Linked DNA regions of Homo sapiens: region 1 is linked to region 2. The links are chromatin loops, found by intact Hi-C in ENCODE. Cell type or tissue: ovary. All regions are shown on one strand. Links, peaks and the distances in the headings refer to the core of each region. The heading gives the core; the rest is flanking DNA. Region 1 overlaps VGLL4 (vestigial like family member 4). Region 2 overlaps ATG7 (autophagy related 7).

What was found. A loop is a pair of places that touch in the nucleus more often than their neighbours do. Peaks named below come from ENCODE experiments on the same cell type or tissue, not always from the same donor. Only the 100,000 strongest peaks of a DNase experiment are listed, where the experiment ranks them.
Region 1: it touches region 2 in a loop (2.0-fold over the local background); 1 of 110 quality-filtered maps calls a loop at or near these places.

What each region holds. Positions count from the first base shown.
Region 1 is chr3:11,584,187-11,600,515 of GRCh38, reverse strand. All of the region lies in intron 2 of VGLL4 (vestigial like family member 4), which reads left to right. Among named protein-coding and RNA genes, the nearest start is that of VGLL4, 52 kb to the left of the region's middle. RefSeq lists enhancers at 6,237-6,767, 6,768-7,299, 16,259-16,329. In ovary, for the core only: no CTCF peak of the experiment used is centred there; a DNase peak (open chromatin) is centred at 8,992; H3K27ac peaks cover 5,091 bases.
Region 2 is chr3:11,425,682-11,442,010 of GRCh38, reverse strand. ATG7 (autophagy related 7) reads right to left here. Exons shown (of 21, transcript NM_001349232.2): 20 at 15,085-15,207. Among named protein-coding and RNA genes, the nearest start is that of ATG7, 160 kb to the right of the region's middle. In ovary, for the core only: no CTCF peak of the experiment used is centred there; DNase peaks (open chromatin) are centred at 3,150 and 7,610; H3K27ac peaks cover 5,311 bases.

The DNA of each region.
Region 1 (16,329 bases), core at 4,191-12,190, 160 kb before region 2:
AAACAGTGCACTCCGCAGGCAGGGCTAGCTTAACTCCTGGGTGCTCAGCTCTTGCAGTTCATTCTTTTATTCCCACGAATTTCTTATACTTTCCCATCTGCTTTTCCCAAACCCAAATAAGAACATTTGGTCTTTTTTTTTTTTTCTTTTTCTTTTCATAAGTAAGAAAGGGGAAGGCAGCCTGCAGACAAACATGCCTTAATTTAAATCCTGATTCTGCCACACAACAGCTGTGAGGCTTTGGACAAGTCACTTAATTTAGCTGGGCCCAGTATCCTTGACAGTGATATCCTTGTCATTGGACAATGACAATGACAATGATAATAGTTAATGTATAGAGCTATTACGAGGACTAGAGTTAAAATATGCAAAGAGCTTGGCATGGTATAGCACTTTGTTGATGGGGGTTGTTATTTTTATTCCATTGTTCAGATACTGGTTATGATGATAGAGAGTAAGAAAATATACATATGTATATATGGTGGATTTAATGTTTGATAGTATGTGCCTTTTAATCAAAATGCCTGGGTTCAATTCCCACTTTCTTTATCTTTCATCACAGATAATATTAATTCCTTCCTCATAGGATTATTGTAAGGACTTAAGAATGGTGCCTGGCAGATAGTAAGTACTCAGCTTTAGTCATTGTTAATATTATTATTAGAATATTAAAATGTTCAGAAAATAATTTTGTGGCTAGGCGCAGTGGCTCACACACCTGTAATCCTGGCACTTTGGGAGGCCAAGGTGGGTGGATCACCTGAGGCCAGGAGTTCGAGACCAGCCTAGGCAACATGGCAAAACCCTGTCTCTACTAAAATTACAAAAAACTAGCTGGGTGTGGTGGTGCATGCCTGTCATCCCAGCTACTCGGGAGGCTGAGGCATGAGAATCACTTGAACCTTGGAGGCAGAGCTTGCAGTGAGCCGAGATCGCGCCACTGCACTCAGCCTGGGTGACAGAGCGAGACTCTGTCTCAAAAAAAAAAAAGAAAATAATTTTGTAGCTCTCTTGGTGGCTAAAAATAAGACTTTGAGGTACGGGTCTGTGATGACACTATAAATAATTTTAAGTGTAAATAATAGAATCGCCAAATTTTATGTGCAAATCACAATTGACATTATTATGCAAAGTTTTAGGAAAATAGAAACAGGAGTAACCTCCTCTCTCAGACTCCCTTACACCAGCCAGGTGACTCCCCCCTCATTTTTCTTTTATTGTGGTAAAAAATATATATATTATAAAATGTATTTTCTTAAGTGTACAGTGTAAGGAGGAAAGGCGATTGGCGTGTGGTTAGGTCCTTCTGAGTGTTACTTGTTTACTGTGTGATAGTTATTTTAGTAACATTACCATTGTTTGTACTGTGTTTTCTAAGAGCCTAATGACAGATTTCACAGGCAGATTGGAAAGATGCTGCCTGTCTTACTTCTTCGTGTTGTAGGGTATTTAGTGCTGCTGTTTGATGAAATGTTTCCTATTTGGGCTATAGCATGCTCCCTCCTTTATATTTAATGCCTAAGAAGTTATCTGCAATAAATGACAGATTCATAATTATTTGAAAAGGAATAGCCTAGTGTATCTCTTTAAGGAGATTACAAAATGGTTTTTGTGCTTTATCTTCTTAGAGTTTGTTAATAACATGTAATGAAAATGTGATGTATTTTATCACTAAAGCAGTCATAATAATTCTGGGGAAAGGAGTGTTATTGGAAAAGAGTTTTGGCTGGGTGTGCTAGCTCATGCCTGTAATTCCAGCACTTTAGGAGGCTGAGGCAGGCAGATTGCTTGAGCCTAGGAGTTTGAGACCAGCCTGGGCAATATAGCAAGACCCCCATCTCTACAAAAAATTTTAAAAATTAGCTTGGCCTGGTGGAGTGTTCCTTTGCTCCCAGCTACTTGGGAGGCTGAGGTGGGAGGATAGCTTTAGCCCAGGAGTTTAAGACTGCAGTGAGGTGTGATCACACCACTGCACTCCAGCCAGGGTACAAAAGGGAGACCCTGCCTCTAAAAAAGGAAGGAAGGGAGAGAGAGAGAGGAAGAAAGAAAAAATAGTTTCGGTAGCTAGCTAACAAGGCCTGAAAGGTGCACGGTTTGGCTGCATTTTATTATAAGCATCATATGGAGACATTTTCTAGTAGAAAGATGGAGAGATCAGGTGGCTCTGAGCCAGAGTAAGAAGCAGCAGAGGCCGGGCGAGGTGGCTCGTGCCTGTAATCCTAGCACTTTGGGAGGCCAGGGTGGGCGGATCACATGAGGTCAGGAGTTTGAGACCAGACTGATCAATATGGTGAAACCCTGTCTGTACTAAAAATACAAAAAAAATTAGCTGGGTGTGGTGGTGTGCGCCTGTAGTCCCAGCTACTCAGGAGGCTGTGACAGGAGAATTGCCTGAATCCAGGTGGCAGAGGTTGCAGTGAGCCGAGATCATGCCGTTGCACTAGCCTGGGCAACAGAGCGAGATGATGTCTTATAAAAAAAAAAGGCAACAGAGAGTAAGACTGAGTTCTATCCAGTTTGATTTAGGGGAAGGGGAAAAAAAGAGAGGTTTCCTTAGTGATTTCTTCAGAATTTTGAAAATTAGAATTCCTGGGATTTTATTCCAGCCTCTTAGGACCTGGTGTATTTGAACTCATTATTAATTTTTTTGTTGATATTGTTACCGAACCACCAGGGGTTTGGTCTGGGTCCTGCTGCTCACCACACAGAAAGCCAATGACTGGGATGAGGAGTATTGCCAAGGAAGAAGGCTTTCATTGGGTGCTACAGTCCAGGAGATGGGGCAAATCCATCTCCCTGATGGACTAAAGCTGGGGTTTATATAGCAGGGAAGAAATGAAACAAGATTTAACAAATAGGAACTTGGGAGGAGCAAGGACACAATCATGATGAAGGACGGTCCCACATCTCTTTGTCTGGATGTAGTTACCTGGTGGGCTTCAGTTCTTTGACACTTGTTTTTTGTTTTTGAGAGGACTGAAGGTCTTTTCTTAAAGACCTCAGATAAAACAAATGTAAGTTTTAAGTTTTAAGACTAGAAAGGTCAATTTCTGCATTTATCCATTAACCTATCCATGACACTGTTGGGTTGGTTCCAATACGGTGACCCTGAGAAATACATTATTTCTGTTTATTTCTTAAGAAAAGTCTTAAGAAGATGAATGTCTGTTTGGAAGTTGAAAAGTACTCTGTGTTTGGAAAGAGTGGATTAAAGGATGGGAAGAGGTGGAGTGGGATTCATCTTGTGGAAAAATCAGTAAGTTTTTTTTTTAATGGCCCTTGATATTCAAGTGCAATCTGGTAAGAAAGAGCTCTTCCCCTTTCTCCTGCCTGCCTGCCTATTTATCTACTTATTATCCATATGGACTCCGGGGTTCCTGTCTTACTGAATGAATTGTAGCTGTCCCAGAGTTGACAAACAAGAACCCTGTCCACTGGTCCTATGTCCTTGTCATAACCTCCATTATTTCCTTGTGGTTGTTGAGCACTTTCTTATTTTCTGGCCTACAAGTTGTTCTAGGCTCATCTTGTAGCCTACCTGCTCCAGCCATGGAATTAGCCGTTTTTCCAGGGGACTCCAGATCCTTTTAGTGGGGAATAGGATTTAGAAGCCCAGATCCAGGTGCTAGGTGTTATCGTTACTATGGATTACATAGTTTTTCATGGTAACTTATTGTTACTATGATCACATTGCTTCTAGACTTGATTTGTCTAATAGTACAGCAGACACCAGCCACAGGTGTTGATTTTAAATTAAAATTAAAAATCTAGTTCCTCAGCTGCAGGAGTCACATTTCAAGCTTAGTAGCCACATGTGGCCGTTCGCTACCATATCGGACAGCACAGATACAGAACATTTCTATCATCACAAGAAGTTCTATTGAACAGTGCTGTTTCTAGATCCTTTCCATGGAAAGAGCTAGGAGATAATGAGTTCCTGGCGATGCTCCAGGGCTAACCCAACTCTCCCGAGCTCCTCCTCGCCCTCCCCGTTCCATACTCTATCTCCCTGGTTCACCAGTAAGAACTACATCCACACATGTACTCATGGTCCACTCCTGCAGTGCACTTCAGGTAGTTTCAGAAGCATGGTGCCAATACCACTTTGAAAAACAAACTAAAAAGAGTTCAGGATTTGTTTATGGTTTTTCCTTCTCCCATGCTGAGGGTATAATAGTCACAGGATGAATTTGAAGAGTTACTTTCCCTTTTCTCCTCAGTATTGTTGTATTATTTGAAATATATTGTTAGGTTCATTCATTTCTGTTTGCATTCAGTTTTAGACTTTTTCCATCCTTTCAAATTTTATTTTTTGAGTATGTAAGATATGAACATGCTCCCCAAAGTTAAAACTGTACTAAAAAGTGTGCTTTTAATGTTACTCCCTACCCTGTCTTGTTCACACCTTTTACTCCCTTCCCTGGAAGCAAAGCATCCTTCTTGTGTTTCTGTTTTGGTAAATCAAGCAAATATGTGAATGTTTTATCATTTCCCCTTCTTTCTTTTTTTTTATTTTATCTTATTTTATTATTATTATACTTTAAGTTTTAGGGTACATGTGCACAATGTGCAGGTTAGTTACATGTGTATACATGTGCCATGATGGTGTGCTGCACCCATTAACTTGTCATTTAGCATTAGGTATATCTCCTAATGCTATTCCCCGCCCCCCCCACACCACAACAGTCCCCAGAGTGTGATGTTCCCCTTCCTGTGTCCATGTGTTCTCATTGTTCAATTCCCACCTATGAGTGAGAACATGCGGTGTTTGGTTTTTTGTCCTTGTGATAGTTTACTGGGAATGATGATTTCCAATTTCATCCATGTCCCTACAAAGGACATAAACTCATCATTTTTTATGGCTGCATAGTATTCCATGATGTATATGTGCCACATTTTCTTAATCCAGTCTATCATTGTTGGACATTTGGGTTGGTTCCAAGTCTTTGCTATTGTGAATAGTGCTGCAATAAACATACGTGTGCATGTGTCTTTATAGCAGCATGATTTATAGTCCTTTGGGTATATACCCAGTAATGGGATGGCTGGGTCAAATGGTATTTCTAGTTCTAGATCCCTGAGGAATCACCACACTGACTTCCACAGTGGTTGAACTAGTTTACAGTCCCACCAACAGTGTAAAAGTGTTCCTATTTCTCCACATCCTCTCCAGCACCTGTTGTTTCCTGACTTTTTAATGATTGCCATTCTAACTGGTGTGAGATGGTATCTCATTGTGGTTTTGATTTGCATTTCTCTGCATTTCCCCTTCTTTCTTACATGTGCGATAGCCTACTGTGTGTACTCACTTCAGCCTTGGTGTTTTCTTATTTTGTTTGTTTGTTTGTTTGTTTGAGATGGAGTTTCACTCTTGTTGCCCAGGCTGGAGTGCAATGAGGCAATCTCGGCTCACCACAACCTCCACCTCCTGGGTTCCAGCGATTCTCCTGCCTCAGCCTCCCGAGTAGCTAGGATTATAGGCATGCGCCACCATGCCCGGCTAATTTTGTATTTTTAGTAGAGATGGGGTTTCTCCATGTTGGTCAGGCTGGTCTTGAACTCCCGATCTCAGGTGATCCGCCCGCCTCGGCCTCCCAAAGTGCTGGGATTACTGGCGTGAGCCACCGTGCCTGGCCGCCTTCGTGTTTTTCAATGACACATCATGGAAATCTTTTCCTACCAGCTCCTCACTCTGGATTTCAGCTGCGTGGCACTCTATTACCTGCATGCATCAAAGCTCATCCAACCAGTCCCCTGTGTTTGGACATTTTGGCAATTTCAGGTGCTTTACAATACTAACAGTGCTGCAATGGATGACCTCGTGCATTTTAATATCTTGTGTATTTGTAATAGAATTAAAACTCTTGAAGGCAAACAGTGGGTGCAGTGTAACAGTATGGTAAATTCATATCGGTTGTGAGAGTCATTCTAGGCTGCTTCGTGGGTAGAACCTTGAGAGGGCTCTGTGCTGAAATGAAGAGGTTGTCACCTGTGTGTGTGTAGACTTAGAGTGGGATGTGTCACCTGTGAGGAAGGGAACATTTATTGAGTGCTTACTTCAGACTGGCCGTGTGTTGGACACTTGAAATATATTATCTCATTTAACTCTCACAATAATTGTGACCCTTTACACTAGGTAGGCACATTTCTACATCTATCTGTCTATCTCTGTCTTTTTGTCTATATCAGATTGATTTTATAAAAGCAAAAATTGAGTTTGTGAGAGGATGATGTGTCTAAGTTGTTGGCAGCTGGGATTAACCCTGCTGTGTGTGACACCAACACCAGTGATCATTTGATGATGCCATAGCTACATCCCACCTGGGGAATTACATGCAGCTTTAGAGGTGCACATCATGTATTTAAGATGACACTTGACCAGTCCAATGTCTGGCATGTGTTAGGTGCTAAATAATTTTATGTTGACTTGAATTGGACCCTGTCTCTAGGGGAAGTGCTGTTTGAGCCCACGTTCCCGTTGGAGCAGGCATCCTCTCTTTGATCAGCAGTATATATTTACAGTGTATTTGCCCCCGGCCACAGAATAGGGCAGAGCCCCTAGGCTCACACTGGGATCAAAGCCATGGTCACTAGCCTTGTGCTCCATCCAGCTGTGTTTGCCACAGACCCACTGAGCAACCCATAATGAACGAGGAAGGGCCCAGTGAAAGAAAACGCAGCCTCCCCTCGCTGATGGGGGGCCTTTGAAACACGGTCCTGGTGTGAGATGGGCCCCTTGTTGTCTTTGCTTCTATGACGCTTCCTTTGAAGTGTTTGCTGGAGCCCGATGTCCCGATTCTGGTGTGCCCTTGAGTGTGTATTCCAGGCTTGGGCTCTCCGGTTCCTGTTGCAGCTCCTCTTCCTCCTCTTCCCTCCCTCTTCCTTTGCTTGCATTGTCCTTTCATCCTTCATTGTTCATCTGGTGTTTTGTTTTGTTTTGTTTTTTCCTGGCCCTGTCACTTCACTTTTCTCACCATAGGGGTGAATAGAAAAAGAGGGAAAAACAAACTCAAAACCACGAATTCATTCAGCTTAACAAAAGGTTGGAGGAAGCCTTTGAAATCAGGTGCTGGGCATATAATAGGAACTCAGTAAGAAGAAGAAATTGATGATTGGCTAAAATGGGATTGGGGGTTTTCCCTGGATTTTCTTTATCTTTTGCAGAAGAGTTGATTATATATATGAGACCTCAAATGTTCTGCAGTATCTGTAGTTTTTGGTATCTGGATGTAAAATCTTTGGCAACATGATCATACCCTCTTTGGCAGCTGTTGCTTCTATGTCTTTAGAGCCTTTAGTTTGGATGTATATGGACCAGTTACCAAGAGACTATTTCACAAATTCCATGAGAGTGAAGGAAGCAATTCCTCATTTCAGGTTAAAAGTGAACCCAGAGGAAATGGAAAAGCTGAGGTTATTTTAGTCCCTTGACCCTGCTAGCAGCTGGGACGTCGTAAACAGTAATGTGTATTTATAGGCAAAACAAGTTATTGTGTTCATGTCTACACAAGCTTTAGAGAGAGGTGAACTTTTCATCATGGAGAATGATGATAGGTCCTGATTCTCAGCATCCAGAGAATTGGGAGGGCTTTTTTCCAGGGCTTGTTAGTAACAGCAACTCGTGAGCCCTTGTGCGCTGGCACTGTGCTGCGTGCTTCATGGGCACGATCGTTTTATCCTCACAGTTCTATGAGGTGGAGACTATCGTTATCCCTCCTTTACAGATGGTAACACTGAGAGTTCTGTAACTTGTTCAGGGTCACACACTCTGGTAAGTACCAGAGCCAGGATTCAAAACTCAGGCTGTGTGATCCTAGAGCCAGTGCTGTCAGCCACCATGGGATATTTATGCTAATAGCACACATATCCAACTGCGATGAATCATTCGATACTGGACCCTAATGCCTGATAGTTTGGGACGATGCAGCCTAAGCACTCTCAAACCACACACTACTGAGGATATTTGGGAGGTGGGGACTGTTCATTTTAGCACACACAAAGGAGGATGGAGGGAAGTAAAGGGGTGGAGGCCCCGGGACGTTAGTAGTTCGGCACACTCCAGGTCCCCACAGCCTCACCAGGGTTCCCTCAGGGATTGTGGAAGGGGGAGTGCTGTCCAGCTGCCCCCAAGAGGCCTGAAATGAGTCTTTGTACAGGTGAGAATCCCACAGGAACAAACAAGGGTTTTCTTTACGCTTGGGAAGCTGCTTTTTAGATTGTTTTAATTCTTGTTTAAAATCTGTGGCCCAATTTTAAGTTAGTGGCCCAAGCCAATAGTAACCTTAGCCTAAAAGATTCAAACTGGAGCATTTTATAATTTACTTTAAGTATTTGAAGACATGTGTTTTTTTTCCCTCTAGATTTCATAAATCAAAGCCTATGGAATGGAATCCTTCAAACTATCTGCTCTTTCTTTCTGCCACGCCTCCTTGGCATAGTCTAAACTTGGTAGGGTCAGTGCTGAAATTCTATATTCTTTACTTTCATACTGTATCTTACAAGTATTCCCAAAGGCATTCTGGGGATTTAAGAGGATATTTTATGGTCATAAATGTAGTTGTCCTAAATTACTAATGTGGAAACTGCAATATTGTTGTTACATCGGGATTTTTAGTTTCTTTAGCATCCCCCCACTTTGCCCCATGTATGTCAGTTGTGTGTGTTTCCATTCCCATTAGGGAGGATCGTCACCGAGGAACTGATTCTCTGTGAGGTTTGCTTCAGGGTTGTAACCTGCCTTCCTGAGGTGGAAGCAGAGCTGCTCTTCTCTGAGGGCCACTCTTGGATCTGCAGATTCCCTGGAAGTGTTTTGCTAATGGAGTGTGGTACCTTTAAGTAAAGGTCACAGGCCTGACCTGTGTTGTGTGGGTTTCTTGTTTGTCAGGCTAGAGGCATTTTCTCATTTTCACAGTTGAGCTGAAAACAAAGGCCTCCTTATCCGAGCAGGGAGCTGTGCTCTTAAGAGCTGACATCAGCCTTCTCCCAGCAGGCCTCGCTTCTGCCTTAAGAGTCTTCGCAGAGAGCTGGGAAGGCAGTTCCCCATCTTGCTGCTGGCATTTTTTCTGGCCAAACGACGACACAGAATGAAGAAATGCCAAGGGGGGACAGGAGTCAGAGAAGCAGAACAAAGGCTGTTCCAGGCTGCACTGGGGACTTAGGCTTTAGCCTCTGTGGTTCTGATCTGTGCCATGAAGTTTATAAAAGTGGGACGAAAACCTTGAAAGGACTTTTTTCTCAAAGAGGAACGCCTATTAGAGGACGTTTGGGGTATGTGACAGAATGTGCATTGGTCTGTGCAGAGTCACCTTTTAACATGATGCAAGTGTATTCAAAATGTAAGGAAACAAAACAACCCAGGATTCTGCTGTTTTCCTGATCCTCTGAGTGTGCTTTTTGGAATGCTGTCTTCGCGAAGATGCTTCTGCTCTGGGCACATATGTAGCAGCTCTTTTTATCCGTAGCTAGAGGATTAACCTCGACATTGCCTGTGACCTTCATAGACCTCTTACTGTGACACAAAACCAGTTTGTCCTGAATGTATATGAAGTGCTGTCCCAAATCTACATTAATAGATTTGATTGAAGACTGGGAAGAGAAATGCTAACAAATTTGGCTAGGTGTGGCTATTGATGGTTCTTTTATTTTCCTCTAATTTCTTGCTGATAAAGCAATTATTTGCTTGTGTCACATGGCAGCTGGAACATAGCAAGGTGGTTTACAAGCTCCACATTCTGTATCTGGTGTAGTTTTTAGTTAAATGGCAGGTCTTGCTCTCTCTCCATTTTGCTGTTTCTATGGGTTAAAACACACACACACACACACACACACACACACACACACACACACACACACTCTTCATTTTGAAATTTCTTCACAGATTGTCTCCAAAACATAATTAGAGGGCTTAATGTTGCAGTAATGTTCTGGGTCTGGCAGTAGCTAGAAACTGTGCCAGACAAGGGATCTGAGTTCTGGATCCGAGCCTTCCAGCCCCAGCAGAGGCAACACATACTGCAGAATAGAAGGAAGCAACTGTTGCTACTGCCCTCTCCTCCAACTTCTTATACTACCTCTTGCCTTTCTTCTTGAAGAGACCTAAGAATAATGCAGCTAATGAATCTACATAGAAACAAGCTCCAGAAACTGGGTCAAGGCCAAGTAGAAAGGACAAACCAACTCCTATTACGTCAGGTCAATGTAGAAGCACATCTGAGAACTGAAATCTTGCTGCATCCCTAAATTTCCATGTCATTGAACCCAACTAGGGATGGTTATGAGTTTTCTAGCTTGTTAGGAGTCATTTCCTCAGCTGCATCTGACAACTGGAGTGACACCCCTCGCCACTGCTCAGACTGTCTCAAAACACTCTTCTCTCAAGATGCTCTAAGGGAAACGGAAGTGTTCCCTGGTCAAAGTTCGGTGGTCCCAAACTCAGTCTCCCAGGTCTGCTCCTGCATGTTAGCACCTTTCAGGCTTTGAGAAGTCTTATGCGCAGAAACACTGTTTAGCCGAGTTTCTCAAATGGAATTGGCCATTGAATCTGTTATGGACTGAGTGGTGTCCCCTCAAAATTCTCGTGTGGAAGCCTCAACCCCCGATGTGATGCTCTTTAGAGATGAAGCCTTTGGGAGGTGATGAGGGTTTCATGAGGTCATGAGGGCAGGCTCTGGTCTGTTAGGATTAGTGCCCTTATAAGAAGAAACAGCGATCTTGCTTGCTTTCTCCCCACCACATAAGGACACAGCAAGAAGGCGGCTGTCTCTAGGCCGGGAAAAGCGCCCTCACCAGTCACCAACCATGCTGGCGTCCGAATCTCAGACTGCCAGCCTTCAGGACTGTGAGAAAACAAACGTCTGTTTAAGTCACGAAGTCCACAGTATTTTGTTATGGCAGCTCAAGCTAAGACAGAATCCTTCATCCCCTTTTCATAAGACCTATTTTTAATATTCCTTGGAGCATACTTGCCCCATAAATATTGCCTAACAAAAGGAGCATTTTATTTGGTTCCAAAATTCTCTTATCACAAACCTTCAGACTTGCAAGGCTCTGGTGCTGTAAAGTTTAAGTATGAACATGAAATGGTGTTTAATTCCGTGACTTGGGGCTGCTGGGTGCCATCTTTAATGCTTGGGGCTTTCAGAGAAATTCACTGAGGCCAGAGAAATTGAGGAAACTTGAGGTTCTGTCCTCCTTTGACCCTGTGCCTGCTTATCTTCCATCCCTACCTCTCCCCGCCTCCATAGCTATTTCTAGAGAGATCACCTGTTCTTTTATATCCACTCCCTAGTCCAGTGCTGTTATCCATACCAACAATTCTGTTGAATCCTCTCCCTGCATTCAGGAGTGACCTACTGGTTGCCAGGTTCAGGAAAGAGTGCAGTCCCTTGTCTTATTTGATTTCCTCTTCCCTGAAGGGCTCTCCTCCCCTGCTTCCTGTGGCCCTTTTCTGGCTTTCTGTGGTCCCCTCCCACCTCTGTGGCCACTCCTCAGGATCTTCCAGAGACTCGTTGTTATTGGTATTCTCCAGGGCTCTGGCATTCTGCCTGCACAGACCCTTATAACCAAGTCACACATGAACCCGTGGCTGGACTTGCCACAATAGGTTGAGTCCCACATCTTTACCTCTAGCCTAGACCAAGCCTTCACACCCCATAGATCCACCCTCTCACTGGGTGTTGTATGTGTGCCCTAAATTCAGCACCGCCTCACTGGAATTGCCATCAGCTGCTCCATTGTTCTTCCAGCACTTCACCAAGTCTACTCCTTGCCTTCTGTCCCCCTATTCATGACTGATACAACTCTCTTTCCATTTGTCTGGGACGTTGCCTCCTCCTTCCTCCTGTCATTGCCTGTGGATCAGCCTGCTAACTTCCCAGTAGGCCCTGGCTGGGGCTGTAGTTTAGCCCCCTGTTTGCACGGCAGTGCCCTCCTGGCTGGTCTTACTGGTGCTCGAGTGTCAGAAGGTGGTTTCTGAAGTATTCATCTCTGCTTGGAATCCTTCCACGGCTCCCAGTCCACCACAGGGTGACACTGCCAAGGCCCATCTCCATGGGCGTCTGCCTGTAGGACCCCCTGGGCTGCAGCCCAACTGGGGGCCTGCACACTCACTTCATCCTCCAGTGTGGTTCTGAAAGCCACCTCCTCTGGCAAGTGGCACTTCCTCCTGCTTCAAGGTGAATACTACTTTGTGTAAAACGATGACACTCTGCTACAGTTGGGTGTCCAGCTGTCTGTCCCCTTCCCTGGTCTACAAGTTCCACCAGACCAGGGGCTGAATTTGCTCAGGTCTGTAGCACTATACCCTCCCAGTGCCTGACACCAACCAGGTGCTGAGTAAATGTGTGAATGAAAAAGGAGCCACGAGGAGAGCTCTGTGGAAACACTCTTCCCTTTGGGACAGATGTTAAGAATCACTTTTAAGCCCACATAAACCCTGAGTGGCACCACTTAGTATACTTCCATTTTCTCCCTTAGAGCCTTGATGTTTACTTCCACATGTGCCAGAACAGAGCGCCACCGCTCTCCTTTCCCTGCTAAGCTCTTGAAAACAGAAAACGAAAACGCACACATGCGCGAGGTTCAGTCGGTAGCACCAGCCCTGCCCGTGATGCTTCTTTCACGGCACGTGATCTCATCCCGGTGTTGACTCTCAGTAAGAAGCCCCCCAGGTTTCTTGTGTGGATGAAATGATTTTTTTCACTCCTCTGTATTTCTTGCTTATGCATCTGGCTCCAGTCCAAGTGTGAACATAAAGTGAGGTATATGAAAGTGAGGAATTCAGTGCATTTGGGTTGAGTCTCACAGGGCAGAGAGATGACCAGACATTTCTTTTGGGTGGAAATTGACCCAAAGTGCAGATTTGCTCATACTCTGCTAGAAAAGCAAACACATCTCGGCCCAAGTATGTACCAGTTCTGGTATTTTTCAAATTTTTCCAAAAAGTCCTCAAAGCCAAAGTGTTTTTCGGCTGTTTTCTAGTAGATTGTTGTTGCGTTTATTTTATTTTTGTGTGACAGATTTGTGCTTGTATCACTAATAGCTGTCATCCTCTGTGTGTTGGTTTTGAATGACACCACATCATTTTGTCTTAGGCCGTTGGCTTTTGAGCAAGTTACGTCCAGTGATAGAAACACAGACACTCCATGTCACCTAGAAGCTGACTGTCTACCATGGCTACGCTTGGTAGGGGAGGCATTGCTGAAAGGCGCCTGAGCCATGCAGCTCCTTCATCGGCAGGGATTCCTCTAGAACCTCATTGGAGGACTTTGCTGAGTTTATCACTGGATTGTGGCTCTGGCCCCCTTTGGACTGTGAAATAAGACACAGTTCCTTTAGGATGACCATCAAGGACTTTGTGATCTGCTCCCAAACTCCCTCTCCCAGTATTATTACTCAGAAGATGGCCTCCTTGGCCTTGCCTTGAAAGTCTCTTTGGCCACTAGCCATGGTTTAATTTCAAAATAATTTATTTAAATCCCTGCTATTATTTCTCGACTTTCGGCAAGCTACACAGAGTTTGTTGTCTGTGTGAGAAGCAGGTCTCGTGCAATTCAGGGCAAGCAGTTTGGATTCTCCAACTTCCCTTGTGACTTTCATTTTGAGGCTAATATTTGAAACTAACATATTTGTTGCCAGTGGCATCTTTTCATGCATGTCAGGCCTCTCTCCATCACGCAGGCTCCTCCTGGTATCCCTGTGCCAACTCTTGGGGAAGATTATTTGAGGGCTCCCGACAAAGCGATTGTCATATACAGCCGTCCCTGGATATCCTTGGGAGATTGGTTCCAAGACCCTCGAGGATACAGAAATCTAAGGATGCTCAAGTCCCTCGTGTAAAATGGCATAATATTTGCAGATAACCTATGGAAATCCTCTCGTATACTTAAGTCACCTCTAGCTTACTTATACCTAATACAATGTAAATGCTGTGGAAATGGTTGTTATACTGTATTGTTTAGGGAATTATTATTCCTAAGCAAGAAAAAAGTCTGTACCATCAGAGGCCTGACTCCATTTTCCATCCATGATCGGTTGAATCTGTGGATGCAGAACTTGAGGATATGGAGGGCAGTGTATACCATATTACCTGTGCTTTAAATCACATCATTCTACATATTCCAGCCAAATTTGGTGATAATCTCCTCTTTCTATCCTTCCTGCACCGTTTCCTCACCATAGATACTTTTTATTTTGGAGAAAGTTCAGACCTACAGAAATGCTGAAGGACTAGCACAGTGAACACTCACATACCCTTCCCTGCATTCATCGGTTGTTAACATTTGCCCGTATTTGCTTTATCTTTCTTTCATATGTGTGCAGACAATGATATGATCTCACATCATCTTTTCATATTCAGTAATGCCCTTTATACTTTAAGATTTTTTAAAAAATTCTTTTACATTCTTTTTAATTCAAGATTCAGTAATGAATCACACTACACTTAGTCATTGTATTTTCTAGCAATCTTTAATCTAGGAGTTGTCCCACTTTGCAGGGGGAAGGGTTGGGGGCTTTCATGGGAAGAGGGGACCCAGAGACTGCTCTGGAGTGTCAGCTCCTCAGGGCCTCTCTTTGAAACACCCAGGGACCAACGGCAGGGGGTCGCCTGTCCATCAGCACTGGGAGGGGTGACGTTGTATATGATAAAGGAGGGATTTAGGATATGTGTGGTTCCTCTGTGGTGGGAAGTGTGCATTCAGAAAGAGGACAAGGGAAGCAAGAGAGCTGTTGGAGGAGGCAGAAGATTTGGAATGCAAGATGGCGAGATACATGGAATAAATTAAACACCTCATGCCTGCTCTAAGATAAATCACCTTTTCATAATATTTGATTTCCTGCCCCAAAGGCTCATCTCTGTCTAGCCAACAATTCCAGCAGTTTTACTTTTTTAAAAAATCCAGTATCTTATTCATGGCAGAGGTGGAACATTCCCCTGTCCCTTTTTCTCCTTAAACCTACAAATCTGAAACAAGACCATAATAGATTTCTCTCTTGGGAGATCCCTCAATTTTTTACTTATAAATAATTCATTCAAGGCTCCATTGAAGTCTCTCTCCCTCTCTCTCTCTCTTTTTTTTTTTTTTAAGATGGAATCTCAATCTGCCACCCAGGCTGGAGTGCAGTGGCGCAATCTCGGTGCACTGCAACCTCTGCCTCCTAGGTTCAAGCAGTTCTGCCTCAGCCTCCTAAGTAGCTGGGACTACAGGCATGCGCCACCACATGAGGCTAATTTTTGTATTTTTAATAGAGACTGGGTTTCACCATGTTGGCCAGGGTGGTGTCGAACTCCTGACCTCAAGTGATCTGCCCGCCTCGGCCTCCCAAAGTGCTAGGATAACAGGCATGAGCCACTGTGTCCAGCCCAGTGAAGTCTCTTGACTGTGAAAACTGGTAGCATTTAAGTGTGTGTTGGGGCATGTTCTAGTTTTTAGCAGCATATTTGATGTATAATAAAAAGTGTTCTTGGGATTTTGACTTGATGTTAATAACTCCTTAATGGAGCAGTGATTGGAGGATGATATGTACATAGGACCTAGGAAGGTCACCAAGTTGTGACACTTGGAGCCGGTGGTGGTGGTGGTGGTGGTGGTGGATCCCTGGGTGCTGGGAGAGGGCAGAAGGCAGGCTCTGGTGAGATGCTGCACATGGACCCACCATGGGCGCCTTCCGCCTCCTGAAGCCCAGATCCCTGGGGCCACCTCATTTTTTTTTTTTTTCTCTTTTCAAGGATTGGTTGGTCAGCATTTTTTCATTTCCAAGAAATATCACAGTATCTTTCCAGTAAGTTGCCCCTTTTTCCTTAAACTAGGTTTGTTTTATGTTGCTTGTAACCAAAAGAACTTTTTAACAAATACAGATATTTGGGTTGTTTACATTGTTTTACTGTCATTTGCAGAACTTCGAATATCTCCATCCTTCCTCCCATCTCATATATTCCCACTTTTATAGAAGTGGAATTTCTGGGTCAGAGGTCTTCCATGTCTGTTTTCGCTGGTGTGTTCTGCCAGCTTCACTCTATATGGTTTACTGATCTGTTCCCACCAGCAGCTGTATGCATCTGTCTCTCTCTCGGCATCTTCCCACAGGTGACTGCTACCATTTATTCATTTATATAATATTTGCAAGTTTCTCGGGGAGAAACATTGTTATTGTGTGTTTTTTTGTTTGTTTGTTTGTTTTCTGCTACTAGAGAACTTGAATGATGTTTTCATATCCTTATTGGCCGTTTGCATTTCTTCTTCTGTGACCATGATGTTGTTTATACCTTGTCTTTTTTGTAAATTAGAGTATTCATCTTCTTTCTCTTGATATGTTACGACTCTTCATATT
Region 2 (16,329 bases), core at 3,067-11,066:
GGCAACATAGTGAAACCTCATCTTTATAAAAAAATACAAAAATTGGGCCAGGCGCGGTGGCTCACGCCTGTAATCCCAGCACTTTGGGAGGCCAAGGTGGGTGGATCACCTGAGGTCAAGAGTTCAAGACCAGCTTGGCCAACATGGTGAAACCTGTGTCTACTAAAAATATGAAAATTAGCCAGGTGTGGTGGCAGGCGCCTGTAGTCCCAGATTCTTGGGAGGCTGAGGCAGGAGAATTGCTTGAACCCGGGAGGCAGAGGTTGCAGTGAGCTGAGATCACGCCATTGCACTCCAGCCTGGGCAACAGAGCAAGACTCTGTCTCAAAAAAAAAAAAAATTAAAAAAAAAAAAAGGAGAAAGGGGAAGGAAGAAACAGAGTACAGATAAACCAATATTTGGGTACAGAAACTTGTAACAGTTACCTCTAAAAGATTGGTTCCAAACTGGTGCTTTAAAACATAATGCAGGCTGGTTGCGGTGACTCACGCCTGTAATCCCAGCACTTTCGGAGGCCGAGGTGGGTGGATCATGAGGTCACGAGTGCAAGACCAGCCTGGCCAAGATGCTGAAACCTTGTCTCTACTAAAAATACAAAAAAATTAACTGGGTGTGGTGGCATGCACCTGTAATCCCAGCTATTCGGGAGGTTGAGGTAGAGAATTTCTTAGACCTGGAGGCAGAGGTTTCAGTAAGCTGAGATCATGTCACTGCGCTCCAGCCTGGGCAACAGAGTGAGACTCCATCTCAAAAAATTAATAAATAAAAAATTTAAAAATCCAACTTTCTTTCCTTTTAATAAAGCATTGGGTAAAATTAAGTATGGCCTCTTTCAAAGAGGATTAAGGTAGGATAAACACAGATGCTTGAAAGCTAGCAGCAAATTATAACAAAACAAAAATATCCCACAGCAGTTTACATATTTGTTATTAGAAACTCAACAACTTTGTCCTGCAACAATAAGATATAAATATTTCTAGTTTAATACTGAATTTTTTTCACCAGATAGCTGAATAAAAGCAAATGGGGGCCAGGCACAGTGGCTCATGCCTATATCTCAGCACTTTGGGAGGCCGAGGCAGGTGGATCACCTGAGGTCAGGAGTTTGAGACCAGCCTAACCAGCATGGCAAAACCCCATCTCTACTAAAAATACAAAAACTAGCCAGGCATGGTAGCAGATGCCTGTAATCCCAGCTGCTTGGGAGGCTGAGGCAGGAGAATAGCTTAAACCCGGGAGGCAAAGGTTGCAGTGAGCCAAGATTGCACCATTGCACTCCAGCCTGGGCGACAAGAGCGAAAGTCCGTCTCAAAAAAAAAAAAAAAAAAAAAAAAAAGCAAATGGGGACCAACTCTTCCCTAAATTGTAAAGGGAAATTAAGAGTAAAGGCCGGGCGCGGTGGCTCACGCCTGTAATCCCAGCACTTTGGGAGGCCGAGGCGGGCGGATCACGAGGTCAGGAGATCGAGACCATCCCGGCTAAAACGGTGAAACCCCGTCTCTACTAAAAATACAAAAAATTAGCCGGGCGTAGTGGCGGGCGCCTGTAGTCCCAGCTACTTGGGAGGCTGAGGCAGGAGAATGGCGTGAACCCGGGAGGCGGAGCTTGCAGTGAGCCGAGATCCCGCCACTGCACTCCAGCCTGGGCGACAGAGCGAGACTCCGTCTCAAAAAAAAAAAAAAAAAAAGAGTAAAGGCCAGAAAGAAAGGACTTATCTCTTACCTGCTCTTTTCCCAATGGTAAGTTGGGATTGGAGTCGCAAGTTCATCTACAAGTAAAATCTCATTCCCACGGATTTTATTAGAAGCCAGTTTAAGAGTAAGAAAGTACAGTAAGGCCCCAGGATGGTACAGTGAAAGAAACTATGCTATCTGAGAAGTAGTTGTAAGGACACAGACAAAAAGCAAAACCGCTTTTGGAAACTGCTCAATATGAAAGTAGAGATATGTTCTATAAAGCAGAATGCCTCTGCATCACCCTATGCACTTCTTCCTCTCTGATTCCAGCCTTATGAAGTGTACTGTAAACCTCAAGATGTAGATAAATCCTGAGCATAGCTACAGTCTTGACAACTTCATCCATAAAATGGGATAATAGTCACCTCCTAAGATTGTTATGGGCATCAAAAGGGCAGGTACAAAAGCGCCCTGAAAATCACAGATAACGCAATTAACATTAGTTGCTATACCTCTCTTGGTACTCTTCATCAGAGACTTGGATGTGGTCATGCCACAGGCCCTTCTGGAAAGCTTTTTCTCTCCTGCACTTGGAGCTCCAACCTTCAAGACGCACCTCAAAACCTAACTCTTCCCTGGAGCTCTCTCTTGCTCCTGATGTTCCTGAAACCCTGCAGAACTTACTGCACCACGTGCACACCCACTGCCTTGCAGTCCTAGTGACTTTCCTGTCCTATCTCCCCAACTATACTGCGTCTGCCTCCTAAAAGCCTGGCTTGTACCTCTTTGACTCCCACACCATGAACTCAGCAAAGGGTCAATAAATATCTGTTGACTGATAGAAGCCATGATAAAAGATCAACAATATTTAATTTTAAAAAACACACACCTTAGGATATTTCACATTCCCTTCCCTCCCTGCTCCCCTACAGCTGAGAAGCAAGATGGATCAAGACTAAGAGCTCAGGCCCGGTGCAGTGGCTCACACCTGTAATCCCAGCACTTTCTGAGGCTGAGACGGGCAGATCATTTGAGGTAAGGAGTTCGAGACCAGCCTGGCCAACATGGCGAAACCCCATCCCTACTAAAACTACAAAAAATAGCCGGGCGTGGTGGTGGGCGCCTGTAGTCCCTGCTACTCGGGAGGCTGAGGCAGGAGAATCGCTTGAACCTGGGAGACGGAGGTTGCAGTGAGCCAAGATCACGCCACTGCATTCCAGCCTGTGCAACAGGGTGAGACTCTGTCTCAAAAAAAAAAAAAAAAAGAAAGAAAGAAAAGAAAAAGAAAATAAGACTAAGAGCTCAGAACTAAAAATCAATTTAATTTTACAGTCTCAAAATATGGAAACTCCCCAAATTCAACACATAGCAGCTGTTATGTTTGCAAGTGAGAAGGGTCAGCTGTAAAAATACAGCCCCTAGAATAGCGGTCACAGGGCAAACTGCAAGAACACCTCCCAGGGAAGCCTCCACTGCTGATGTGAAGCCAGGAAGTTAGGCTCAGCAGCGCCACAGGCCAGAGATTCTCCACTTCCTGATCTCCAAGAATTCCTTTAGTTTTCACTTTCTCTCTCACATATTAGATCTTGAAAAACCTCTCCTACCCAGCAAATGCACTAATTTGCCTAATTTTTTTAATAATTCAAAGGGATTCATAACTACCAATCAGAGCTTCTGGCCAGGTCAGATAACAGTATGCCATTCCATTCTGAGACAACAGAATTTAGGTTAAAAAGAAAAAAAATCTTTATTTTTGTTTTGTTTTAGTTAAGACAAGGTCTCCCTCTGTCTCCCAGGCTGGAGTACAGTGGTACAATCTTGGCTCACTGCAACCTCCACCTCCCGGGTTCAAGCGATCCTCCCACCTCAGCCTCCCAAGTAGCTAGGACTACAGGTACAAGCCACCACGCCTGGCTAAAATCTTGATAGTTCAGTTGGTCAATGTAATCTTTTCAAGTCCTAAATGTTTTACTCCTGTTTGACTTTTCAAAATATTGAAAATAGCCTTCATAGTCCCATTCCTACCTCCTTAAAAGCCTCCACCATTGGGGACCCTGGATGGAGGATGGGTGGGAACCACTGCTCAGGGCTGGTTGGCTCTCAGGGCTGCTTCAATCAGACCAGGATGCCCTGGTGACACCCAGAGAAGACGCTCACCTAGAAGAGGCCTGCTGGAGCAGCAGGACCTCAGGGGCATGTTGCCTAATAGGGTAATTGTGTCTCCCCATTTAGAGAGGAGCGTGAGGGTGTCAAGGGAATTAAAAAGATATGCTTAAGTGGATATCACTTGGTATGTATGACCAGTGCTTAAGTATTATTGGAAAAAACTCTAAGTATAATATTACCAGCTTGAGGAAAAAGCAAACAATAGTTTAAAATCCTGTACATTTCTGGGAAAATTCGGACATGTACTGGATTTTAGGTGGTATTATGGAATTATTCTTTGTTGTTCTGTGATGATGGTACTCTGTTTACATCAGAGAATGTCTATATTCTTAGCAGATTCATGCTAAAATTTAGGGGTGAGGTGCCGCTGTATATAAAACTTGCTTTCAAATGGTTTAAAAGAGAAAACGAGCAAGTATATATGCGAACTGTGATAAGACGTCGGGGGAGTGCATGCACGTACACAGAGAGATAAACCACATGTGGCAAAATGTTAATTGTTGGATCCAGGTAGGAGTATGTGGGTATTCACTGTACTTTTCATTCAACTTTCTGGTATATTTGGGAATTTTCAAGCTAAAAAATCTTGGGGGAAAAATCCTGTGGTAAACAGGGAAATTTTAAAAATTCAGATCCAGGTTGGGATTTAGATCCTCTAAACACCTGCTTAAACTTACACAAACAGATAGCAACGTGCTCTCATCTTCCCCTAACCCCTTTATCTGCGATGTCTTCTATGGATGGAGCCAACTGTGGCTTTCTCTCCCCACAGCAAGCACAGAGGGGAGGCATTTGGTTGGTAGGCCCCTCCATCTCTTCCCTCAGTGTTTACAGGCTATCCATAGCATAAGAAAAGGCTAAAGGAGGTGCACAGAGACTAAGGCTTTGAAAACTGAGGCACAATAAAAATGGAAGAGATCCTTGTCATAATCTACAGAAAACGCATTCCTAAAAACAATGAGCTAACATCCTACGACAGCCTGTCACAGAGAGAAAATCAACATTGCATGCAGAGAGAACCAGAGAAAGGAGAGAGGGAAGGAGAAACAAAATGCCCCAACTATGGGCACTTTTTGTCTTGCTTTTTAAACATCTGTATTGATAATTCACACACCATATGATTCATCCATTCAGAGTATAGAATTCAATGGTTTTAGTATAATCACCGTTGTGCAACCATCATCACTATCTAAGATTAGAACATTTCATCACCTCGAAAGGAAACATTTTAAGTAGCCACTGATTTTCCCTTAATCCCCCATCCCCACCTGCTGACAACCATTAATCTACTTTCTTGACTATATGGACTTTAAAACTCTGGACATTTCACATAAATGAGATCCTACAATATGTGTCCTTTTGTGACTGGCTTCTTCAATTAGTGTAACATTTTCAATGTTCATCCATACTATAACATGTATTAGTACTTCCTTATTATTGCTGAATACTCCATTATTCCAGCGTAATAGCTGACATTTTATCCATCCATTCATCAGCTAATGAACATCTGCATTGTTTCCACTTTTTGACAATTATGAATAAATAATAGTGTTAGGAACACTGTGTACATTTTTTGTGTGCACATTTTCATTTCTCTGGGCTATATTTATACACACACACACATATACAATTTTTGGTACTGTTCCTTGTGGAACAGGGCTACCCTATAGGCAGGGTGTCCAGAGTAGCCTTGGGTATATATCTAGGGGTACAATCCCTGGGTCACATGGTAATTCTATGTTTAATTTTTCAAGGAACTGTTAAACAGTTTTCCAAAGTGGCTGCAGAATTTGACACTCCCACTAGTAGGTAGGAGGCTTCTAATTTCCCTACATCTTCATAAACATTGGATGTTGTCATTTTGATTATAGCCATCTTACTGGGTATGAATGCCATCTCACAGTAGTTTCAATTTGTATTGTCCCAATGGCTATTGATGTTGGGCATCTTATTTGATTATGCTATCATGTGATTATCTGTATATCTTCTTTGGAGAAATGTTGTTTTAAATCTAATGCCCATTTTTAATTGAGTTCTGTATCTTTATATTATTAAGTTGTAAGAGTTCCCTATATATTCTGGGTTTTGTTGTTGTTTTTAGAGATGGGTTCTCACTGTGCTGCCCAGGCTGGTCTCCAGCTCCTGGGCTCAAACGATACACTCACCCCAGCCTCCCAAGCAGCTGGGACTGTAGGCACATGCCACCACACCCAGCTTAGAGTTCCCTCTATATTCTAGATACCACACCCTTATCAGGTATGATTTGCAAAATGCTGTTCTCTCTTATACTGTGGCCCACTTTTTCGTATTCTTATGTCCTTTGAAGCACAAAATTTAAAATTTTGATGGAGTCCAGTATTTTTCTTTTGTAAGGTGCCTTCTTACTTAATATGGTAATTGTGAGGAGTAGGAATTATTAATCACATCCTACAAAATGATGGAAACGAAGGTCAATGAAGTAAATAACCCAAGGTCTCACATGACTGCTGCACACGGTCCTGCCTGACACGGCCCACACAGAGGAACATGGCAGTCTTGGCTATGTGTGGGAGCTGAGGTATGAACTCAGACCTTCTGACCAGGCCAGGATTCGGGTTACTCATACACTTTATGAGTATTCTAATGTAATATGGCTGATTATTAAAGTAACTCTCCTGTTATTACACATTCAGCATTCTAAGGATGCTGCTATTAAAGTAAGAGGGCTTTGGAACTCATCTTCGGAAGCTGTACTGAGGGGTAGTGAGTAGCATGTTTCATGAACATACCCAGTTATGGCCAGGGTGGATTTGAGTTTATAAAGAAGTCAAAAGTGGCACCGAGTCTGGTGAAGGAGGTAAGTTATTAGGCTGAATTACACCATTTTAGATTTATACGTACAGTGACACACATCAATACAAAGTATAAGCAATGTTCTATTAAGGCTCAAAGTAGATGTAAATCTCAAAATCTGCAAAAAGTTGTTTCTGGCAATGGTAGCTAGATATAATAGATACCAAAGAATATTTATAAAATGTATAAAAAGTAAGTACTTTGATATATTTTTAAACACTTTTATGTAAAAATTATCCATCTTTTTCCTTTTTGGTTATACATGGTATATTTGAATCAAAATCACTAAATTAGAGTTGAAAAGCATTTCATTTTTTTCTAGAAAGGAGGCTTAAAAAAAGAATTTCACATGATTCAATCCTCTCATTTTAAGTGGGGAAGCATGCACAGGACACTGAAGGATTCATCCAAGGTCACTCATGAGAACACTGGCGGAACCAGGAGTACAATGTAAGAAGGACTGGATTCCCATGTTCTGTTTCCTAATATTAGCTGTCTTTGCTTTGCTTTCAGCATTTATGATTTCCCCCCTTCTTTCTCGCTTAGACTTCTCCAAGCGGATTATACCATCCGAGACTCTTTTCCGAAGGGTGGGGAACTCTGCCCAGACTTCATTGTCTATTTTCCAATTGCAACTTTCCCCAATAACGATTTATCCAAACATCTCAAATTCATGTAGATAACTCTGACAGCAAATAAAAGGTACACATTTTATAAAGTAAGTTATAAGTGAGATACTGCCAAGCTTTATTTCAAAAACCAGGCTCTAGTTTCCAATCTAAGAAGTAAATGGCTTTCTGCCTGTTTCTGCCTTTCCTCCCTCACTCAGGAGAGAGGGCCAAGGCTGTGTCTTGAGGGATTGCTTCATAAGGAAAAATCAAGGCAGGGCACAGTCCCAGGATGGCCAGCATGGGTTGGAAGTGAGCTAGCAGAAGGCTCTGGGAAAAGGGAACTGGATTCATGAGCAGGCTAGTTCAGTCCCCAGAGCGATTTCTCTCCATTGGAAACAGGTCTGAGTGCTGACACGGGGGTTTCCCACAGCTTCTGCTGGCCTCCAAAGGCATATTTGTCATCAGAGGCTCTTGATGAAGCTGTACATAAATATCTGACTGTTGTTAAATGCAAAACAAAACAAAACAAAAATATTCCACAGGAACCAAATCAAAACCAGCTGTGTGGGGGAGAGGCCAAAATCTCAGTGTAAGTGCAAAAGGCCCAGCAGAAACACTTGTTAATTGTGTTATTTACTTTGCTGAATAGTAAATTGCTGTGCCAATGAAGTCATATCACATGACCGTAATGTTTTTCATATGACTTTTTGGCTATGAGAGAAATGGGCATTTTCTAGAATTCTGAGTTCTATAGTGAATGAATCACAATCTACATTTTAATTCATAACCAATTAATCAGCTCAGCCCTGTTCATTTCTGCTGGTCTGTTTATGATTTTATAGCCTATGTTATGGTTGTTGCTTTCTTTTTAGATGATCATTCATTAATCCCCAAATCTGCAGAAAGGAAGTTCTATTTAGCACAACCTTGACAAAATGCAAATTATATTAATGGTGCACTGTAATTGCAACCCTGAAATCATAACTGCATGGTACAACATCAAATACTGACAATATGGTCAAGGCAAGGAAGTAAAACAGCCTAAAATTAATCCTGGAATCATGGAACGTGCAAACTTTCATGAATAGGAATGAAGTATTTCAGGGAAATTGGGTAAAGGGACTTAGGAATTTGAATTTCTCAGGGATATACCAATATAGCTTGTTCTATTAACTCTCTTATAAATTAGTCTTATCTCTAGTTACATTCAGTTAGAAAATATTTTGGCATTTCTCATAGTATGATGTTGAACCCACAGTTGGAACAAATAAATACATGTGAACTGATACTTATTCTACTCATAGGATGAGAAATAACTCTAAGAAGGTAAGTCACAGCAAATTTTTGTGGAACATGGCTAAGGTGTTCATATGTTTGATTTAGACTGAGCATTTCTTCAACAAACGCAGCTTTTTTTTTTTTTTTTTTTTTTTTTTAAATAAGAGACAGGGTCTTGCTCTGTCACCCAGGCTGGAGTACAGTGGCACAATCATAGCTCACTGTCTGCCGCAAACTCCTGGGCTCAAGTGATCCTCCTGCCTCAGCATTATAAGTAGCTGGTGTGTCACCATGCCTGGCTAATTTCTAATTTTCTTAAATAGAGACAGAGGCTCACCATCTAGCCCAGGCTGGCCTTAAACTCCCAGACCCAAGCAATCCTCCCAACTTAGCCTCCCAAAGTGCTGGGATTTCAGGTGTAAGCCACTGTACCCATCCCAAATGCAGCAATTTAAAAGATACTTGGGGAGAACCTCAATAGCTCCATGACTTGGACACCCTGTGGTTCATCAGCTTTAAGGCCATTTCCCTGGGTTCCAAATAGGATAAATAAAGATCTAGGAGGGATAGGGAGTCAGGATCTATCTCCAAGTATCCAAACCCATTCTCAGTAAAGGCCTTGGAAGTAAAGGTCAGAGCTTTATGCAAAATTCCCTAATTTACAAGGCAACATTTTAAGAGGGAAGAAAGCTGAGTGGGGCCTTTCTTCCATTGAACCTCCTAATCCCCCATGAGCAGAATGTAACTATAATTTGGCAAAGAATACGGCTATCTGTCCAAGTCCCCTTCTTTTTTTTTATTTCAATAGTTTCTGGGGTACAGGTGATTTTTGGTTATGTAGATAAGTTCTTTAGTGGTGATTTCTGAGATTTTAGTCCACTTGTCACCCAAGCAGTGTACACACAGCACCCAATATGTCTTTTATCCTTTACCCCCCCTCCCAAGCTTCTCCCTCAAGTCCCAAAAGTCCATTATATCATTCTTATGCAAGGCTCCTTCTTCATAAAAATGTAACATTAGCAAAGGCAAATGGCATTTATGTGGTACTTAAATTTTTTAATCTATAACTTGAGATTAATAAAATTAATCTACCACACACATTTCTCATTAAAATTTTTTTTATTGCATCCTAGCTGTCTAGCCTCTCCTCACTGTGCTAAATGGAATAGGGTAAATCTCCTTTGTCTAGCTAAATCCATTTACTAGTGCTATTCTTTTTCTCCAAGCTCCATCTCCATCCCATCTCCAACGCCAACCAGTCATTTTCACTCACTTATCCCATTACCTCAAAGTCATCACTACCTAAAACAATTCATCTTTGTCAGCCTGGTCCCCAGTCTCCACTATGCACCCTCACACATTGACCTCTCCCCCTCCAATAAAAAACTAACTTGGTAATTTGCCTGCTAATCTCAACAGCAGTATGATTATACCAGTAACCTAGTTCAAAATCATTGCAATCATTTCCAGGTACCTGATGGACAGGGGATGAGTGCAAAAAATTGGGTTGCACTAGTCAATCTCACTAAATCTAGATGATTCTAGCTTGGATATGGCTTCCAATTCATTACTATGTGCCCCTTTCTATATAAATATAAAGGAATTTGTAGTCTCTAGTTGGATCAGCTTTGCATTCCTCCTTCATAAAGGGGCTATATTTAGGGAGACAGACCACAGGTGCAAAGAATATGGAAAATTGTAATAGCATTGAGACTTTTTCTTTAAATGAAAAACAATTGCGTACCTTGCTACAACATGAATAAACCTTAAAAACATTGTGCTAAATAGAAGATGCCAGACACAAAGGATCATTTATGTGATGTGTCCAGAATAGAAAAATCCTTACAGACAGAAAGAAGATTAGTGGTTGCCAGGGGCTGGAAGGAGGAGGGAACAGGGAGTGACCTTTTAATAGGTTCAGAGTTTGTTTTGGGTGTGGGGGATGAAAATTTTCTAAACAGAGAGTGGTAATGGTTGCACAACTCTGTGAATATACTAAAAACCACTGAACTGCACACTTTAAAAAGGTGTGTGTGTGTTGTGTGTGGTTGTTTTTTTCCCCCCGCCCTTGCAGGCTGGAGTGCAACAGCACAATCTCAGCTCACTGCAGCCTCCACCTCCCGGGTTCAAGTGATTCTCCTGCCTCAGCCTCCCGAGTAGCTGGGATTACAGGCACATGCCACCACACCCAGCTAATTTTGTATTTTTAGTAGAGACAAGGTTTCGCCATGTTGGCTAGGCTGGTCTCAAACTCCTGACCTCAAGTGATCCACCCACCTCGGCCTCCCAAAAGTGCTGGGATTACAGGCGTGAGCCACTGCGCCCAGCCAAAATGGTGTGTTTTATGGTATGTGAATTATAACTCAATAAAGCTATTATTAAAAAACATTATGTTGACTTCAGGTAACTGTGGCTCCAAGTACATCACACTACTCATGATTTTGAGTAATATACTAAAGACTTGGCCTCGGAGACCTTTATTCAGTCTAGAACGCCCTAGGCTTCTTGCCCTTCCCTTCTCTACTCTTTCTCTGCCAAAATCCAACTTTTATTTTTAAAAATAGTCTACTCATCCTTTAAAACTAAGTGAAATATTTGTTCTCTTCCTGTGAAGCTTTTCTTGACATCCTATTCCCCTAGGCAGAAGTAACTGCTCTCTCAGCACTTAATATACAAATGACTAAAACATTTTTTATTGCATTAGAGCTCACTATTTCCATGTCAGCTTCTCACACTAGACTATGAGCCCTTGAGGGTCAGTGTCTCATTAACTTCTGTATTCAGTTACTAGCACAGTGCTTGGTATCAGATTTTCAAAAGATGTTCAGTATATTTTTTAAACACGTATTTTATAAACAAAGTATATAATGGTAATGTCACATATAATTATCTAGTTGAATCGTTTGCAATTCCAATGTTGATTGATGTAAATAGTTAACCCAAAATGAGAATTAATTTAGCATCTTGATTGTGTTGCTAAAATAAATAAGTGGAGACCTTTCTACGTAGAATGCAGAATTCTGTGTTTTTATTACTGACCACCTGTAAACGCATTGAGAATCAAGTATGTAAATCAAAACACTACTTTTACACAGATATACGTAAAGGTATATATATATTTTAACATATATTTATATATTTTGCTTATATGCGCATACACACATTTTTCAAAGTAATAGAAAATGATGTAGTTAGAACAGTAATTTTTGTTGCTAGGAGGTCCTCTACTAAGTACTATATTTCAAACCTTATCTTAAAACACAGTCCTATTCAGAGTTAAGAAAAATAATGATCCTTTTTGAAGACGGGTTATAAGCTCAAATACCTATTAAGGGTCACCTACTAAAGGGCATCATCTAAATAAAGAATATAACCTAAAGAATATCTCTGGGCAGGAAAGTAACAACAGTGTTTGTCTCCAGGAAAGGAACTGAGGAGCTAAGGGACCTGTATAGAAGGAAGATATCCTTTTCACAGAATTTTTTTTTTTTTTTTTTTTCCTGAGACAGAGTCTCGCTCTGTCGCCCAGGCTGGAATTCAGTCGCGCGATTTCAGCTCACTGCAACCTCTGCCTCCCTGGTTCAAGCAATTTTCCTGCCTCATCCCAGAGTAGCTGGGACTACAGGCGCACATTGCCACACCGGGCTAGATTTTGTATTTTTAGTAGAGATGAGGTTTCGCCGTGTTGCCCAGGCTGGTCTCAAACTCCTGAGCTCAGGCACTCCACCAGCCTTGGCCTCCCAAAGTGCTAGGATTAGAGGCATGAGCCACCATGCCCAGCCCAGAGTATTTCGTAATACCTTTAAATTTTATATCAAGTGCATTATCTATAAACTTTGCTTCTTGGCTCTAGCTAACCATCACTATTAAGAGATGCATGTCTGGAGTTCCCAGATCTGATTTTTCAAAGTTGGAAATGGGAAAATTCAGACCCTCTTGTGATTTTTTTTTTGAGATGGAGTCTCGCTCTGTCGCCCAGGCTGGAGTGCAGTGGCGCCATCTTGGTTCACTGCAACCTTTGCTTCCCGGGTTCAAGTCACTCTCCTGCCTCAGCCTCCCGAGTAACTGGGATTACAGGCATGTGCCACCATGCCCGACTAATTTTTGCATTTTTAGTAGAGACGGGGTTTCACCATGTTGGCCAGGCTGGTCTCAAACTCCTGACCTCAGGTGATCTGCCCCCCTCGGCCTCCCAAAGTGCTAGGATTACAGCTGTGAGCCACCACGCCCCGCCTAAAACTTGTGGTTTTTAAATGATGGCTTTATTCAGAATTTAACAAACTGGGCAGGCCAAAAAATACATACCTGCAAGCCGTATCTGGCTCACAGGCCAAACAGTTTACCATCTCTAATCTAAAATTTGATGTGACGTATGATTCCAAAACTAAAGATATAATTTAGTAGAGGAAAATTCAAAAAGAAAACTCAGGCTCGTGGATGAAACCATGCTCCCTTCTGCTCCACCATCTATTTAGTCACTATTGCTTTTAAACTTTCTCTAAGTCTTTGAAAAAGCCATTAAGGTTTGACCAACTAAAATGTAAGATAAACCAGGTTAAATCTAGAAACCTACCCACTATTCTAGCAACTGCTCTGTTTTAAAGAGTGAAAAATTGGGTCAATTTCAGGTTGAAATTCTTCTAGCTAACAATACATAAGTTACTTCTAGCTGGGTGGCAAAACTTCCTTAGCCATCAAATGACTGTATGTTTACAAACATCTATGTTACCTCTTCCATACCATCAGGCAGTACAGCATTGCTTAAAAGATAATACGGCAGACAATAAACACAATGTTCTGAACCCTGCCTGGGAACCCAATCACAATTCAGGGGAAAAATACCTTAAAGTCTCTCAAAGAGCAGCAGAGATGCCATTCATCTCCTGAAACTTGAAATAGACTCTTTGTGGCTCTAACTATTGGCCATAAGTGGAAGACTGCATCTGTTTAATGCCCAGAGGGCACCAAAACAATTTAAAGAAGGACTGCCTTCAGTTTAAGTCCAGCACTAGAGATGTACTATCTTGCCTCCCTGGTGTACCTGAAAAATCTCACAATCTGCTCAAACCTCCAATGGGTCTGACTTTGGTATTTCTACATGGTCTTCCTATACTCAGCACTAGCTCCACCTCTCCAAACAGCAGCCCTTTCACCACTGGCTGGTCCAGTATTGGGCCTGGCCATCTATTCATTGACAACTTGGGGCCTCCCTGAATGGTGAGGATATGCAACCTATGGAGGAATTTATAGATCTTTGCACCCATGCAATCATTTGACAAGATGGCTGGGGGAGTTTTGCCACCTAGCTAGAAATAATTTATATATTTCTCTTTAGCTGGTGGGAAGAATTGCAACTTAAAAGGACTAATGGCAAGTGCACTACCCCTGCAGGACACAGGAAGTCAAGGTTTTCCTTATATAGTTTGTGGAAACACAACATAAGCTACATTTCTCCTCATGGCTTCTTTATCCAGGTAACTAAGGGGAAAAGATTGATTTAATCTCACTCATCAATTCTGAGGAATTGCACATTTTGCCAAGTGATCCAAATAGCTCTACCACCATACACAGCATTCCCTTTTCTAAGAACAGCGAGCATTTGGAAAAACACAATAATTTTTTTTTTTTTTTTTGAGACGGAGTCTCGCACCGTCGCCCGGACTGGAGTGCAGTGGCACAATCTCGGCTCATTGCAACCTCTGCCTCCAGGATTCAAGCAATTCTCCTGCCTCAGCCTCCCGAGTGGCTGGGATTACACGTGCCTGCCACCATGCCCACCTAATTTTTTTATTTTAGTGAAGACACGGTTTCACTATGTTGGCCAGGCTGGTCTCAAACTCCTGACCTTGTGACCCACCCACCTTGGCCTCTCAAAGTGCTTGGATTATAGGCATGAGCCACCTCGCCCGGCCGATAATTTATTTCTTAAACTCAGTCTTTAAAAAAAAAAAAAAAATGATGCAATGACCCAGGAAATTAAGATCTGCAAAATATTTTAGCTGAGAAACAAAGCATAACTCTCTCGGGTTGTGTCTGGGGAAGCCATTTCATGGTGGGGTTCAGGGTCTAAGAAGACTGATCAAATCGTGAAAAAGCCAGGCATGTTCTTTCTGAAGAACATGGCCAGAGTCCAATACCTTCTTTCTAAAGAACATAGCTGGAGTCCAATGTCTTTACCAACTTACATTTTGATATATGGACATTAAAGCCAACTCTCTCCAATGGTCATACACATGCAGATCTTCAGTAAGGACAAGAGGTGCCTGGAAATCTACAACCTATACTTCCTTTATCACACTGATTTTGTGTATTAGGCACCTACTGGACAGCAACCTACACACATCAGTATCCAGCACTTGCTGAGGGTTATTCGTTCTCTGGTAACTAGCAGACTTATTTAGTGATATTTGCTCTAAGTTACAAAAATTAAAATTAATTGCTTTCTTCCTTTTCCATATGGCGAATATCAAATAGTTTTAAGCATGTCAGTCTTCACTACAGAAAGCTTGTTTTGTTCTTACCTCAGCAGCTTGGGTTTCTTGATGCAGCAATGTAAGACCAGTCAAGTCTTCTAAGAAGGAATGTGAAGAATTAAACACCTTGGCTAGGAAGTTAAATCCTTCTCGTTCATATTGATCAAGAACCTGTAAAACATTTACATTTTTTAAAAAGGAGTCTCCAGACTTAAAATGCAAATTAAAAGACTTTCACTTCTAACAAGCTCTTGTCAAAAATAAAATTAAAATGAGAATTAAACATGGGGATAATAATGCAATCTAGTGGCCAAAAAACTAGTACGGCTTAGTATTTATCATCTTTTCCCTTCTTAGAATAACAATAACATTATCTTCCAGTTTGAGTACCAATGTTTTCTCAAAGTAAGTTTCATGCAAATTCACTAAAAATTCTAGAAAAGTTAGGAGTAGTTAGTGGCTCTAAAGTTCAGTGGTTAGAAAAGAACAGGTGAGAGAAAAGCCAAGAAAATAAATTTAAAAGGATAAATGAGAAGGGAGGAGAAAAAGGATTTTGTCAAAAAAGTGTGACATACGAGCTAGCCAAATATATTTTTAAAAATAATTTTAAAATGGAAAAATAAATTTCAATAGGTACTTCACAAAAGAGGATATCCAAAGAGCCAATAAACATGAAAATGGGCTCCATGGCATGAGTAGTTGATATGAAAACTGAAACCACAATGAAACACTACTTTGCACCTATCAAAAAGACTAAAATGACAAAGAAAATACCAAGTGCTGGCAAGGATGTGGAACAACCAGGACTCTATGCCCTATGATGCAGCAATTCTACTCTATGTGTATATACACCCAACAAAAATGTGTACATATGTGCACCAGAAGACACAAACAAAAGTGTCCACAGCAGCGCTATTCATGATAGCCCAAAACTAGAAACCATTGAGGTGACCATCAACAGTAGAATGAACAAATGGATTGTGGTATAGTCATGCAATGGAATACTATATATCAGTGAGAACAAACTACCTTCAAACATAATGTTACACAAAAGAAAGAAGCAGTATGTACTGTACAATTACATTTATATAAAATTAAAATGAAATAGGCAACATGAATCTGTGGTGTTAGGAGAAAAGATAGTGGCTACCCACAGAGAGACTGTAAGGGGCACAAGGGACATTCCAAGGTGCTGGCAATAATTTATTTATCTAAGCATTGGTTACATAAGGTGTACTTCTTGAGAATTCATTAAGTTGAACAGAAGACTTATGTGTTTTTTTTGGATATATG